2 separate regions of the Homo sapiens genome follow, and region 1 is linked to region 2. The links are chromatin contacts, found by Hi-C or POLR2A ChIA-PET in ENCODE. All regions are on one chromosome and are shown on one strand. The core of a region is the stretch at or near the end of the contact, and the rest is flanking DNA. Distances in the headings are between cores, read along the strand shown.

Region 1 (7,016 bases), core at 849-3,348, 71 kb before region 2:
CTCACTATGTTACCCAGGCTAGTCTTGGACTCCTGAGCTCAAGTGATCCTCCCACCTCAGCGTCCCAAAGTGCTGCAATGACCGATGTGAGCCACTGCACCCGGCCACAATGTATTTTCATGTAGCTGCCAAGCTGACCATGGCTTTTACATTTCTAGAAGATTGTAAACGCATTGCAACGGAGACCTTATGTGGACAGCAAAGCCTCCTACATTTACTAGCTAGCCCTTTGCAGAAACATTTGCAAATTCCTCCTTTAAAGCATCACAAGAGGAAAGGCAGATACTTAAAATGCATCAAAGGGGCCAGGCGCAGTGGCTCACGCCTGTAATCCCAGCACTTTGGGAGGCCAAGGTGGGCAGATTACCTGAGGTCGGGAGTTTGAGACCAACCTGACCAGCATGGAGAAACCTCATCTCTACTAAAAACAAAACACAATTAGCCAGATGTGTTGGTGCACACCTGTAATCCCAGCTATTCAGGAGGCTGAGGCAGGAGAATCTCTTGAACTTGGGAGGCAGAGGTTGCGGTGAGCCAAGATCATGCCATTGCACTCCAGCCTGGGTAACAAGAGCAAAACTCCGTCTCTCAAAAAAAAAAAAAAAAAATGCACAAAATGTGGAATTACTTTCATTTTTTTCCTTGTTGGTGTATAATTTTCTTTCATTCTGTGGATTCGTGTTTTGCATCAGTTCTGTAAAATTCCTGCCCATTATCTTTTCAAGTAGTACCCTCTGCATCCCCAGCCACAACCTGCAGCTCCCCACCCTCGACGTCAGCCTCTGCTGTGATCTCCGTCGTCTTAGGCCACCTGGTCACATGCTGGGTTGCTTCTTCCAGCTCCCTGATTTTCAGGTTAAGCCAGTGAACCCCACTGAGTTTGTTTGTTTGTTTGTTTGTTTGTTTGTTTGTTTTTGAGACAGAGTCTCACTCTGTCACCCAGGCTGGAGTACAGTGGCACGATCTCAGCTCACCTCAACCTCCGCCTGCCGGGTTCAAGCGATTGTCTTGCCTCAGCCTCCTGAGTAGCTGGGATTACAGCCCCACCACGCCTGGCTGATTTTTGTATTTTTAGTAGAGACGGGGCTTCACCATGTTGACCAGGCTGGTTTCGAACTCCTGACCTCAGGTGATCCGCCCACCTCAGCCTCCCGAAGTGCTGGGATTACAGGTGTGAGCCACCACACCCGGCCCCCATTGAGTTTTTGTTCTGTCCATTACAGTTAACATTTTGAGAACATTCCTGCTCATTTCACCATTTGGAAAATAGTCCTTGCTCATTGTTGCATCTTCGTCTTTTATGTAGTCATTTCACAGGCAGCCTTTTTATTTTCCTTACCTGATATCCTCAGGAATCCAAATCTGCCTTCTTTTCTTCCACTCTCGCTGGAGGGAGGTATATTTCTGCTGATCTCTGGTGAGGTTGCACAGGCCAATCCCACTCTCTACATACCTGGTATCGCCTGCATTTTCCTCCAGAGAGGATTCCCATGTGCTCTGCCAGCCCAGCTGACCCGCCCCAGACCGCTGCGCCCCCGACCCCGTCTTGCCCGGCCTCACTGTGGTGGCGTTCGTGCCACCCACTTTTGTTGTCATTGTTGTTTTTGTCATCATCCTCTTGCTCCCACGAAACAGTGCATTTTAGAGTTGTCTGGAATCAGGAGCAAGTGCCCTTCAGAGGAGCCAGGCCACGGCCCTGCCAGACGCAGAAGGCTCAGGTACTTCCGCCCACCACAGTCAGCCACGCAGCAGCCAGTGTTTACTGAGCACCAGGTGCATTCTCAGCACTGTTCTGGGGGCTGGCAATTCGGAGTAAGCCAAACACGCCCAGTGCCCGTCCTCTGGGAGCTTCTGTGTGGGGAAGAGGAGGCAGAAAGTGAACTTGTATGTCGGGCCGGGACACAGGCTGTCAGGATAAGTGACTCTGGGTGAGGATGTTGAGGGGCAGTGCCAGGGCAGGCTCTAGGAGGTGACTCAGAGCGGAGGCCCCAGTGGTTGAGCTGTTGTGCAACTGCCTATTCCTAGCTGGCTTGGTCCCAAACTGAAACTGCTGAGGGCAGACTGTTCGTATCTCAAAACCCAGCCAGCATAGACGGGCACTCGGTGCCAGGAGACAGCCCCACCCCTCATGTGCAGTCATGCACCTCAGTGTGTCCACAGAAACAGACACGCTCCCCCAGTCTTACGTGTGCATCTCAGCATGTCCACCAGGCCCTGTGAGGCAGAGAGGACCCAGGTGCAGCAGCCTTCTGTGGCCGGGAGTCACAGGGCACAGCAGGTGGTCTCTGCTACTGGCCATCGTGGAGATCAGTCCAGGGTTGCTAGACTGGAAAACGTGACCAAGTAACTTGTCCATATTTCTCTTGCTGGCCTGTTTTTCTTTCTTTTCTCTTTTCTTTCCTTTCCCTTTCCCCTTCCTTTTCCTTTTTTGAGATGAGTTCTTGCTCTGTCACCCAAGCAGGAGTGCAGTAGTACAGTAGTACAATCACAGCTCACTGTAGCCTCCAACTCCTGGGCTCAACCAATCCTCCCGCCCCTGCCTCCCAAAGTGTTGGGATGATGGACATGAGGCACCATGGCTGGCCTCTTAGTGGCCTTTCAAAGCTGGTGCGTTAGTGGCTCCTGTTGTCAGGTCTTAATTTCACACCTTTAACACCCGCAGTGGCCATGTGCTGAGTGACAGTTGCAGTTGTAAGAGCCAGTGATGTAAATGGCAGTGGGGTGTTGAGTTCACTTGGCTTCAGCGCTAGGGAGGAGCAGGGCCGTGCGACTCACAGGACGCTATGGGAACTGCTGAATTCATGTGAAATGCCGTTTGCAAACCCAGTAAGAACATTTCACTGATTCAGAGCCTTCTTACACTTTCAGTTGGGATGACCTGGGGGGAAGTCAGTTTTTATGATTTAATTCAATACCTTTTCTCCATCTATTTAGTATGAGATCATCACAACAAACAGCTTTCAGCACAATAAAAAGTTCAGTTTCAAGTAAGTAAAATCATGCCAGAAAGAGAACAAAATAGAGATGCATGTTGCTGAGTCACACTGTGTGCACTGACGCTGGCATTTTCGTCATCACTCTTCCAGCAAAACCACACGGATGCCTGCTGCCACCTCACTCATCAGCCCCCGACAGGTGTGTGGGTTGCTTGCAGAAATCACAGGACCTGCAGGTCTTTCCGATTCTGCACCTGCCTTCCCATCCCAACCCCACCCCCTCTCCAAGCCCCCAGATTTTGCTAATCCATACAGTTGACTGGACATGAACTCATTTTGGTACTTATTTCATCTCCCTGCGAGGCTCAGGTCCCAAACTAAGTGTGTGATCCAGGTGGCCAATCAGAGCACTCCATCCTGCAGCGACAGTGATTGGTTTGGGAATGATCATGTGACCCAGTGTTCTGCGTGCCCCCCGCTCAACTGGCGTTCCAGTGCCCGGCAGCTGACAGCCCTGCCCTAACAGGAAATTAAGGGGCTGACCTGGTGTGCCTTATATGGAATCCTTCTTTCACCTGGGGGATGGCCTGAACCCATTACCCAACCCATGGCTGGGGGTCCCTCACACAGGAAACGTTCATACTGGCACATGTCCTGTGGCTTGTGTCTGCCCCATCTCCAGGCTATGCCTGCCTGGCCATCACTCTGGCACAGGGAGCCCAACCTCATGTTCCCTCCAGCATCCCAGAGAAAACCCGGCCTGGGGTAGCTCCTAGCTCTTCAGATGGAAGGCACAAATTCAGTCCACCCCTGTGATAGGAAACACATTCAGATTTATTACTTACAGGTCCTGGACAGGGAGGGCGCCTGTGGGGAGGACAGTGCTCTGTCCACAGGTAGCAAGAGGCAGGAAAGAAGGCTCAGGCAGAGAGGGGTCTCGTGGGCCAGCACCTTTATTGGGGCTCAGGGCGTCATCCAGGCAGGTTTCCCGTGAGGAGTTTTAATTGGTGGGTTTAGAGCAGGCAGGCACAAGCTCCACGGGGTCCCGCTGTGACTGAGGGCATCACTGTGGTACATCTGTACGGTCAATGAAGGGTGAGGGGTCAGCGGGGCCAGCCAAGTGGGTTTTGTCCACCCTCCCACAGGGAGGTGGCCACTGGGAGGCAAGTGTCCGGATGGACCACTCTGAGACACTGGGAGCGGGTGGAGAACTGGAAACTGTTGAAGGTGACTGAGCCCTGCCTCTGGTATGAGAAAGTTAAACCTGTCTTCAAAATGAGTGCTGAGGCCACCTAAAATTAGAATTCACTCCAGCCAGGCTGGACTAATTGGAGTCACCCCTGGGACTCTTGCTGGAGCTGTTGGAAAAGAGTGAGCCTCTTTCCGCAGAGATCACGAGCCATAAGGATGGCAGGGCTAGGAGGGGGCCAACGCAAAATGAATCCTATGATGTTTTCCTGTCTGCCTTTGGCAAATGAAGGAACTAGTGCGTACCGAGCGTGCACGGTGTGGTATGTGTGGCCAGGCAGTGAGTGATCACAGAAGTCAATTCGGGATCCCACTCTCAGAACGTCCTAGTCCAGCAGGCTCCAGGCAGGTGTTGGCAGAGAGAAGAGAAGGGGTTGTCTGGAGGGAGAAGCTGAGTGTGCAGAGGTGCAAGAGAGGAATGCCAGGGAGAGCCCAACCAGGGCGGGCCGGCCAGCGGCCTCTGTCCTGGAGAGGCTACATCCCAGTACAGACGGCGGGTGGCCCTAAAGAGGGAGGAAAATGGCAGTGATCAGATGCCTAAGTGGCTAAACTCTGGCCGCAGCATGAAGCTAGAGGAAGATTTAGACATTTACACATCATCTCGTCATGTGTGTATTTCAACTGACGTTGTTAGAGGTAAGTCCTGGGCTCACTCAAAGCCTTTCACTATGTGTTTAACAGACTGGAGTCGATGGAAGTTGATCTCTCTCCTTCTCCGATTAGAAAAGTAAGTGCATCTCTCCTGCTGAGTTCCTCTGTATACCAGACGTGTGGCATTTCCCATTTTCCTCAGTAGTGAAAAACGTAACCTCTCGTGCAACAGTAGACAGACTTTGCACAGTGCTGCTGCTTCGTGTGCTGGTCCCGTGGGTGAGAGGGGTGGGCTGTGGCTATAAGCTGGGTCATGAGAACGCTCCTGTTCTGCCTGAATGGCCAGGACTGCAGTTGCATCTGGAGAAACAAAAGCAAATGCGGACGAGGTGTTGGCAGGGTCCCATGCAGGTTCTGTGTTGTTCCTGTGTTGTTCCCGTACAGGTCCCATGTTGGTCCTGTGTTGAATCTATGTTGGTCCCATGTTGGTCTTGTGTTGACCCTGTGTTGGTCCCATGTTGGTCCTGTGTTGACCCTGTGTTGGTCCCATGTTGGTCCTGTGTTGACTCTATGTTGGTCCCATGTTGGTCTTGTGTTGACCCTGTGTTGGTCCTATGTTGGTCCTGTGTTGACCCTGTGTTGGTCCTATGTTGGTCCTGTGTTGACCCTGTGTTGGTCCTATGTTGGTCCTGTGTTGACCCTGTGTTGGTCCCATGTTGGTCCTGTGTTGACTCTATGTTGGTCCCATGTTGGTCCTGTGTTGACCCTGTGTTGGTCCTATGTTGGTCCTGTGTTGACCCTGTGTTGGTCCTATGTTGGTCCTGTGTTGGTCCTGTGTTGACCCTGTGTTGGTCCCGTGTTGGTCCTGTGTTGACCCTGTGTTGGTCCCATGTCGGTCCTGTGTTGACCCTGTGTTGGTCCTATGTTGGTCCTGTGTTGGTCCCGTGTTGGTCCTGTGTTGACCCTGTGTTGGTCCCATGTCGGTCCTGTGTTGACCCTGTATTGGTCCTATGTTGGTTCTGTGTTGATCCTGCGTTGATCCTCTGCTGGTCCCATGTTGGTCCCGTGCTGGTCCCTGTCAGTCTCTGTTGGTGTCAAGGAGAAAGGGCAGCAAAGTTGGTGGCCCTGGGCTTTAACTGCCTTCACTTGCTGTCTCATGAAATGACAAACAGTGCTGAAGAAGACAGTAGTAAACTTTGTCAGCCCAGGAAAAGAAATGGGTCAGAAAAGCCAAGGACTCTGGGAAACAGGAAGCAACAACTTCAAGCTGGAGAGAAGCAAGACCAGAGGAAACCTGCCCGGAACTCAGGGAGAGTCCAGGCCCGGCTCTCCCGTCGTCTGTCCTGGTGGGCAGAACTCAGCGCCAGATGTACCACATCGGCCACACACCAGGCAGCTCGGAAACGGGAGAGAGGAGGCAGTTTGGGAAGGACTCAGGGCAGAGTGAGCTGCACCCCATAGGAGGGATCAGGACTTGAGAAGCCTGTGGGGCAGGAGGGGGCCGAGGAGCAAAGGCAGGAAAACTGAGTGTGTTCTGGCGGCGGTGAATGCCTGTGTTCCACAGTGCCAGTTATTGGCTTATTTGATTTATGTGTTGCTTCGGGTTGTGCGACACAGTGTGGCTCATTGGCAAGCACTGTTCCGAGCCCTTTATAGATATGAACTCAGTCGTGTAGCAGCCCTGTGGCATGGGTAATCACACCCGGAGCCGGATGATGGAGGGACCCGGAGTCAGAATAAGAAGGCAGAACTGGATCCAGTAGGGAACGAAGAGCCGTCACAGCTTCCGTGAAAGAGAAACGCCAGTTCCTTGGCAGTTGGGTCAAGCACACGCATCCTCTCCCTGCCCAGCTCACCTCTGCCATCCTCATGGCCACGCCCACACCCACCGGCAACACGGGAGCTGTGCTTCCAGAGGGACACGCTTCCTTATGGGTGCACCTCCTCCCTAGGCAACTGGCCCACATCGAGGACCCCACCTGCCCCCTCAGGCCCTGCTGGAAGCTCTTATGGAGCCCTCCCCTGGGTCCCTGTAGGTCCCCACCACCTGCTTTGGCTCCCCCAAGGCCAGACACCTGCTTCCAGCTGTCCCTTGCTGCACTAGGGCCTTGTTTCACGGATGAACTCACAGCCTCCAAGTCCCCACAGCTTAAGGAGGAAGAACTTTGTTCTGTCAGGTCAGCTTTCTACCTTTCCTTAGGATCTGAGTAATTGAGGAGGATAGAGAATACTCAAGACTGG
Region 2 (5,621 bases), core at 1-2,500:
CCTGGACTGCAGGTACGAGTATGAAAGTGTTTGCAAGACCAGGAGCATGTCCTGGGGAGCCAGGACTAAAGCCCACCTGGCCAGCAAGCACGCATGAGGGGAACCCCTCCAGCCAGCTAGGGGAGCCCCGGTGGGTGCTGTGGACAGCCCATGGGTGAGGGGGCCCTGGAAGGAAGGGGGCCTGGCGAGCGGGGCGGCAGGGGCGGGGCATGGCGCGTGCCAGGCGGGCACTGTGGCAGGGTTCAGGGCCGGGCGGGAAGGGGGCGGCGCTGGCGGAGGCCAGGCTGGCCGGGCTGGGCGCCAGAACTCACCTCGGGCGGCGGCGGCCGGCGGGAAGGCCCCCAGCAGCAGCGGCGGCAGCAGGAGCAGCAACAGGGGGCTCGGCGTCATCTCGGCCTGTCCGGACCTGGGGACATTGGGGGCGCCGTCACTAACACGTGGAACTGGGAGATACCGCCCTCCCCGGTCCCGGGCCGCGGGGATCAGGGGTCTGGCCGCCCTCCCCACAGGCCCTCCCCGCCCGCGCTCCAGGCGGAGGAAGCCGCAGCGGGGAGAAGCTGTGGGTATCAAAGGCAGACAAAGGGTTTACACTAATTACCGGGCTCCCCCGCCGCCCCCCCTCTCCAAACACCGTCTGGATTCCTGGCGCTTGTAACTCCGGCCCTGCCCGCAGGACACACAACACTCAGCGCCCCGCAGATAATCGCCTGCGCCATTAGCGGACAAATTTGCGCTGGGGGGGGCCCACGTGGGGCGCGGGGGCGGGGGCGGGGCAGGCCGGGGGCCCGCAGGAGCGGCGGCGGCGCGCATGACCCGTGCCCAGCTGGGGCCCCGAACCCGCCCCTCCCCGCCCCCGCCCCGGACCCCCGCCCTCCCCCGTGTGCCCACCTGGGGTCGCGGCCGCGCGCGCGGGGGGCTCACCTCGGCGGGGGGCTCAGCGGGCGGGCGGCGGGGTCAGGGCCGGGCCCGCGGCGTGCGCTCCGCGGTCATCGCCGCCCCGGGCGCCGCATCCCGCCGCCCCGCGCCCCCGGGCCCGGTCTCGGGGCGGGGCGGCGCTACCTGGGCGCGGGCGGCTCGGGCCGGGTCGGGGTCCGGGCTCGGGCGCTCGGGGCGCGGGGTCCCGGACCGGGCAGGCGGCGGGGGCGAGTCCGCGGGGCCGGGGGCCGGGGCCGGGATCCCGGGGCGGCGGGGCGAGGGGCCCGGGGCGCCGCGCCGCGAGGCGTCCTTCCCTGCGGGGCTTTGTCAACTCTCCCGGAGCGAGCGCCGAGCCCGGACCCCCGACCCGCCCCCGGCACAACTTCCGGCCAATCCGCGCGCGTCAGCCCTCCCCCGTGCCCCGCCCCGCCGCCAAACTTTTCCCCAATCCGCGCGCGCACACCGCCCCCGCCCCGCCGGGCTCCCGGCCTTAACCCTCGCGGTGCGGACGTCCCCGCGGGCGGGCGGCTTCCCCGGGTCCGGCCCCGCCCCCGCCCCCGCCCCGCCCCAACCCGAGCCTCGCCGCGCCCCCGGCCCCGCCCGCGCGCCCTTGGTCCCCGCAGGCTCCTAGGACCGGCCAGGAGCCGCCGCGCCCTCCCCATACCTGCGCCCGCGCGCGCCCGGGTCGGGTCCTCAACTCTCGAGACACCTCCGCGACCCCCAGAGCAGGCTCCGGCCCTGCCCGCGGCAGTCTGACCTCTGCGCAGCCCCGGGCCGGGCCCAGACCGCTCTCTGGTTGCTCAGAAGGGGGCGGACTGGACGGCCGCGGGAGCTTCGAGGCTTCCAGGTCTGCGCCCCGGGGGGTCTTCGGGAGCAGAAGGGAGAAGCAGGGCCTCGCCCAGCCGGAGCTGCTGGGGACGGGGTAGGGGGGGACGGCCGCGGCGATGCAGGCAGGGGTCCTCCCCGGGGCGTTCGGGTTACCTGGTGCCTTTGGCCAAAGGTATGTTCCCACCTGAGGCCTCCCAGCCTCTCACCTGCTAGTGACGGGAATGACAAGAACATTAATCATCGTAATAGACGTCAACATGCGATTCAATCTCCGCTACCGGGCAGGCGGCCCCAGGAGCAGATGAAGAAACGGAGGCGTGGAGAAGACAGCGCCCAGCTCTTCGCGGCTCTTCCTCCACACGCCTCGCCTGCCGTCCCTGCCCAGGGCCCAGCACGCAGGGCTCCCAGGCCGCACCTCCAGCCGCCCCATGGCCTCCCCTCATCCTGCCTCCCAGTCTTGCAACACAAACCTCACGGCCTGCCCACATCCCGCCTCACACCCTCGACTCCGCGGAGTCACCATCCCAGCACCTCCTCCATCCCCCAGAGCAGCCTCTCTTTCTGGGGCCTGAAGCCCCCTCTTCCAGGAAGTCCTCCCAGGAAAGGCTGAAACTGGAGAGGCCTGGCAGCCGGTGTCCCCAGGCCGAGGAGAGCTAGGCGGGGCGTGGGGGGCGCCAGCTGTCAGGGTGTGGGACTCCTCAAGGCCCGAACTACCCGGCCGTCCCAAGGTGCTGGTTCCCAGCCCAGCGTCCTCCACCCCAAATCCCGCGTCTGGGCCAGCGTGGGCGTCGCGAGGGCGGATGGAGGTGCGCTCGGACGGCCCATCCTGCCCCCGCTGGCGCAGCCGCCGCTGTGCACCCGGGGAAGGGTCCAGGGACCGCCGCGTGGTCCTCCCGGCGGGAGAACGTCCTGCGCCGCCGCCGCGGCCCTGTCCCACAAGGAGCCAGCAGCGCCGGGGCCCACCTGCCGCCCTCCCGGCCGGAGCTGCAGTCACGGACAGGTGGGTGGGGCGGTCTCACGCCCGTGGGAGAGCGGCGCTGAACTTCCCGGACAGCTGGCGAGGAGGCAGCGCTCCCACAGATGTGCGGGCTGCCGGACACAGGTGCGTGGAAAGGGGACAGGTGTGCGGAAACGTGGCTGCGAGCGTGCAAAGTATAAGCAGGGAGCGGACAGGCCGGCAGGTGCCGGCCCCCGAATGAGCGGGCAGTGGGAGGGGCACGGGCAGCGTCGCGGCCCCTGGCGGGCGGGGCCGGGACGGGGGGCGGGGCCAGGGGCGGAGCGGCAGACGGGGCGGGGCCCGAGGCGGACAGGGGCGGGGACGGGGAGGGGGCGGGGCCTGGCCGGGCGGGGGCGGGGCCCGGGCCTCCCGCGCCGGCACGCGCTGCCCTCTGGCGGTGGCGGCGGCGCCGGCGCGGCAGCTCCCGAGGCGTTTTTCCTCGTCTCCTCGCCCCGCCCCGCCCCGCCCCGCCCCGCCCCGCCCGCCACGTCCCAGCCCGCGGCCGGCCCAGGCCCCGTCCTCAGGCAGCCCCCCGCCCCTCGCCCACCCCCGGAACAGGGACTGGGCCCTCCCCGCTCCCACGGCCCTTCGGGTCAGGCAGCGCGGAGCCGAGGGGCCGGCGCAAGCACGTCCTGCCCCTTAAAACTGAAACGGGGCGGTCAGCCACCCTCGGGGTCTCAGGCCCCATCCTCAGCCAACCCCATGGGGTGACCGCGGGAAGACAGGTTCTTGTAGCCACCTACCCAGCCCCGGTGAGCCCCAGGCGCGCAGGTTCGCTAGCACGGATCCTCGCTTGCCCGCGACAGCACCTGCCCCGGGGCAGAAGAGGCAGGACTGGGGGAGAGCCGGGCAGGCCTCACAGAGGCGGCATCTCAGGAACAGCAGGTGTAGGGACTGACAAGGACAGGCGGGTGGAGGAGGCTTGGCAGAGAATGGAGATGCAGTAACAGTGACTTACACACTCTCAGCTGCAGCAACCAAAAAAATAGGTGTGAAAACAGCACGTAAGGCACTGGGCTCACGAAACCGAGGACCGTGGTGCTGGAGAGAGGGGAAGCGACCCGGCAGCGAGGACAGTCCCGCCCACTGCCCAGGCCGGTGCAGAGAAAACCCAGGCAGCCACCGGCGTCTCCCTCAACTGGGAAGACAGAGGTGGCCAGGCAGGGGCTGGAGTTCACAGGTGCTCCAGAGTGCTGGAGAGGAGGGGGCTGCACCGAGAAGCCCAGACACCCACAGAGGGTCTGCCTGGAGGCTTCAGCTAAGCACAGATCAGTGCAGGAGCGTGAAGAAAACACTCAAGGCCAGGGAAAGACCCACCCAGGATCAGAGCCCATGCAGGGCTGGGAATAGTGCCTGTGCTCAGCAGCCAGAGTGGGGAAGCATCGTTAGAGCAGGAAGAAGTTCTCACCCCGTAGTAGGGAAGCATCAACACGAGACTAAATACAGTTCAGGTCCCACCAAACACCACTGAATAAGAAGACCCAGAGCCAGATGTGGGGGCTCACACCTGTAATCCCAGAACTTTGGGAAGCCAAGGCAGGCAGACCAGTTGAGCCCAGGAGGTCGAGACTAGCCTGAGCAACACGGTGAAACCCCATCTCTACAAAAATCCAAAAAGTCGCCAATGTGGTGATGCGTGCCTGTGGCCCCAGCTATTGGGGAGGCTGAGGTGGGAGAATCACTTGAGCCCAGGGGGCCGAGACTGCAGAGAGCCAAGATCACACCACTACACTCCAGCCCGTGCGACACAGTGAGACCCTGCCTGAAAAAAAAGGACCACACAGTTTCCAAGTAACTTGATCACATTCGAGAAACAAATGCAAAGATATGTATAGGTTTACAAAAATATCCAGCACCAAACAAGGTAGAATACAAAATATTGAATATCCGGGAAAAACAAAAAACAAAAAAACAGGCATGAAAAGAGGCAGGACATTATGACCCATATGGAGAGATGGGAAAAATCAATCAAAATTGACCTGGGGCCGGGCACAGTGGCTCACGCCTGTAATCCCAGCACTCTGGGAGGCCGAGGAGGGCGAATCACTTCAGACCAGAAGTTCACAACCAGCCTGGACAACATGGTGAAACCCCATCTCTACTAAAAATAAAAAAACTAGCCAGGCGTGGTGGCAGGCAACCTGTAGCCCCAGTTACTCAGAAGGCTGAGGCAGGAGAATCACTTGAATCCGGGAGGTGGAGGTTGTAGTAACTGACCTGGAAATGACAAAGGTGACAGGGCAAGTAGAGGAGAGCACACACATGCTTATGCTGTGACCATGTTCCATATGTTCAAGATGCTGGAGGTGACAGGGCAAGTAGAGGACAGCACACACATGCTTATGCTGTGACCATGTTCCATATGTTCAAGATGCTGGAGGTGACAGGGCAAGTAGAGGACAGCACACACATGCTTATGCTGTGACCATGTTCCATATGTTCAAGATGCTGGAGGTGACAGGGCAAGTAGAGGACAGCACACACATGCTTATGCTGTGACCATGTTCCATATGTTCAAGATGCTGGAGGAAAGGAAAGACAATATGTTAAGTAAAGACGGGGAAAAAAGCCTCAAATCGTACTTCTGGGGATGAAAAGTAGTGTCAGAGAAATAATACACGAGATGGGATTAATGGAACACTGCAAAAGAAAGGATCAGTGTGGCTGGGCGCCGTGGCTCACACCTATAATCCCAGCACTTTGGGAGACCAAGGCAGGTGGATCACCTGAGGTCAGGAGTTCAAGACCAGCCTGGCCAACATGGTGAAACCCCATCTCTACTAAAAATAGAAAACTTAGCTGGGTGTGGTGGCGTGTTCCTGTAGTCCCAGCTACTCAGGAGGCTGAGACAGCAGAATCACTTGAACCCAAGAGGCGAAGG

The links. Hi-C counts contacts between places; a loop is a spot of excess contacts on that map. ChIA-PET counts read pairs that join two places held with the same protein, here RNA polymerase II (POLR2A). Pooled maps may share reads with other maps.
Region 1: a map of mammary epithelial cell shows a loop between it and region 2 (8-fold over the local background). The contact joins the enhancer-like site here to the promoter of FGFRL1 in region 2. A Hi-C loop is called at or near these places in 6 of 168 maps with a recorded cell type or tissue (CD4-positive, alpha-beta T cell, MCF 10A, aorta and 2 more) and 15 of 50 pooled maps. POLR2A ChIA-PET finds 5 or more read pairs at or near these places in 2 of 52 experiments (MCF 10A and activated naive CD8-positive, alpha-beta T cell).

The regions. Positions count from the first base shown.
Region 1 is chr4:1,077,538-1,084,553 of GRCh38, reverse strand. It overlaps RNF212 (ring finger protein 212), which reads left to right. Exons shown (of 10, transcript NM_001131034.4): 6 at 2,935-2,987; 7 at 3,087-3,135; 8 at 4,866-4,911. Among named protein-coding and RNA genes, the nearest start is that of RNF212, 33 kb to the left of the region's middle. Within about 2 kb of position 2,098, at least 7 of the 41 ENCODE cell types and tissues checked have a DNase peak (open chromatin) inside an H3K27ac peak, as active enhancers do; they include mammary epithelial cell, where a contact is called at or near this core.
Region 2 is chr4:1,007,255-1,012,875 of GRCh38, reverse strand. It overlaps FGFRL1 (fibroblast growth factor receptor like 1), which reads right to left and starts at 1,250. Exons shown (of 7, transcript NM_001004356.3): 1 at 922-1,250; 2 at 312-406. The coding sequence starts at 390. RefSeq lists silencers at 509-578, 1,258-1,777, 2,608-2,677, 2,968-3,067, 3,318-3,427 and an enhancer at 2,295-2,927.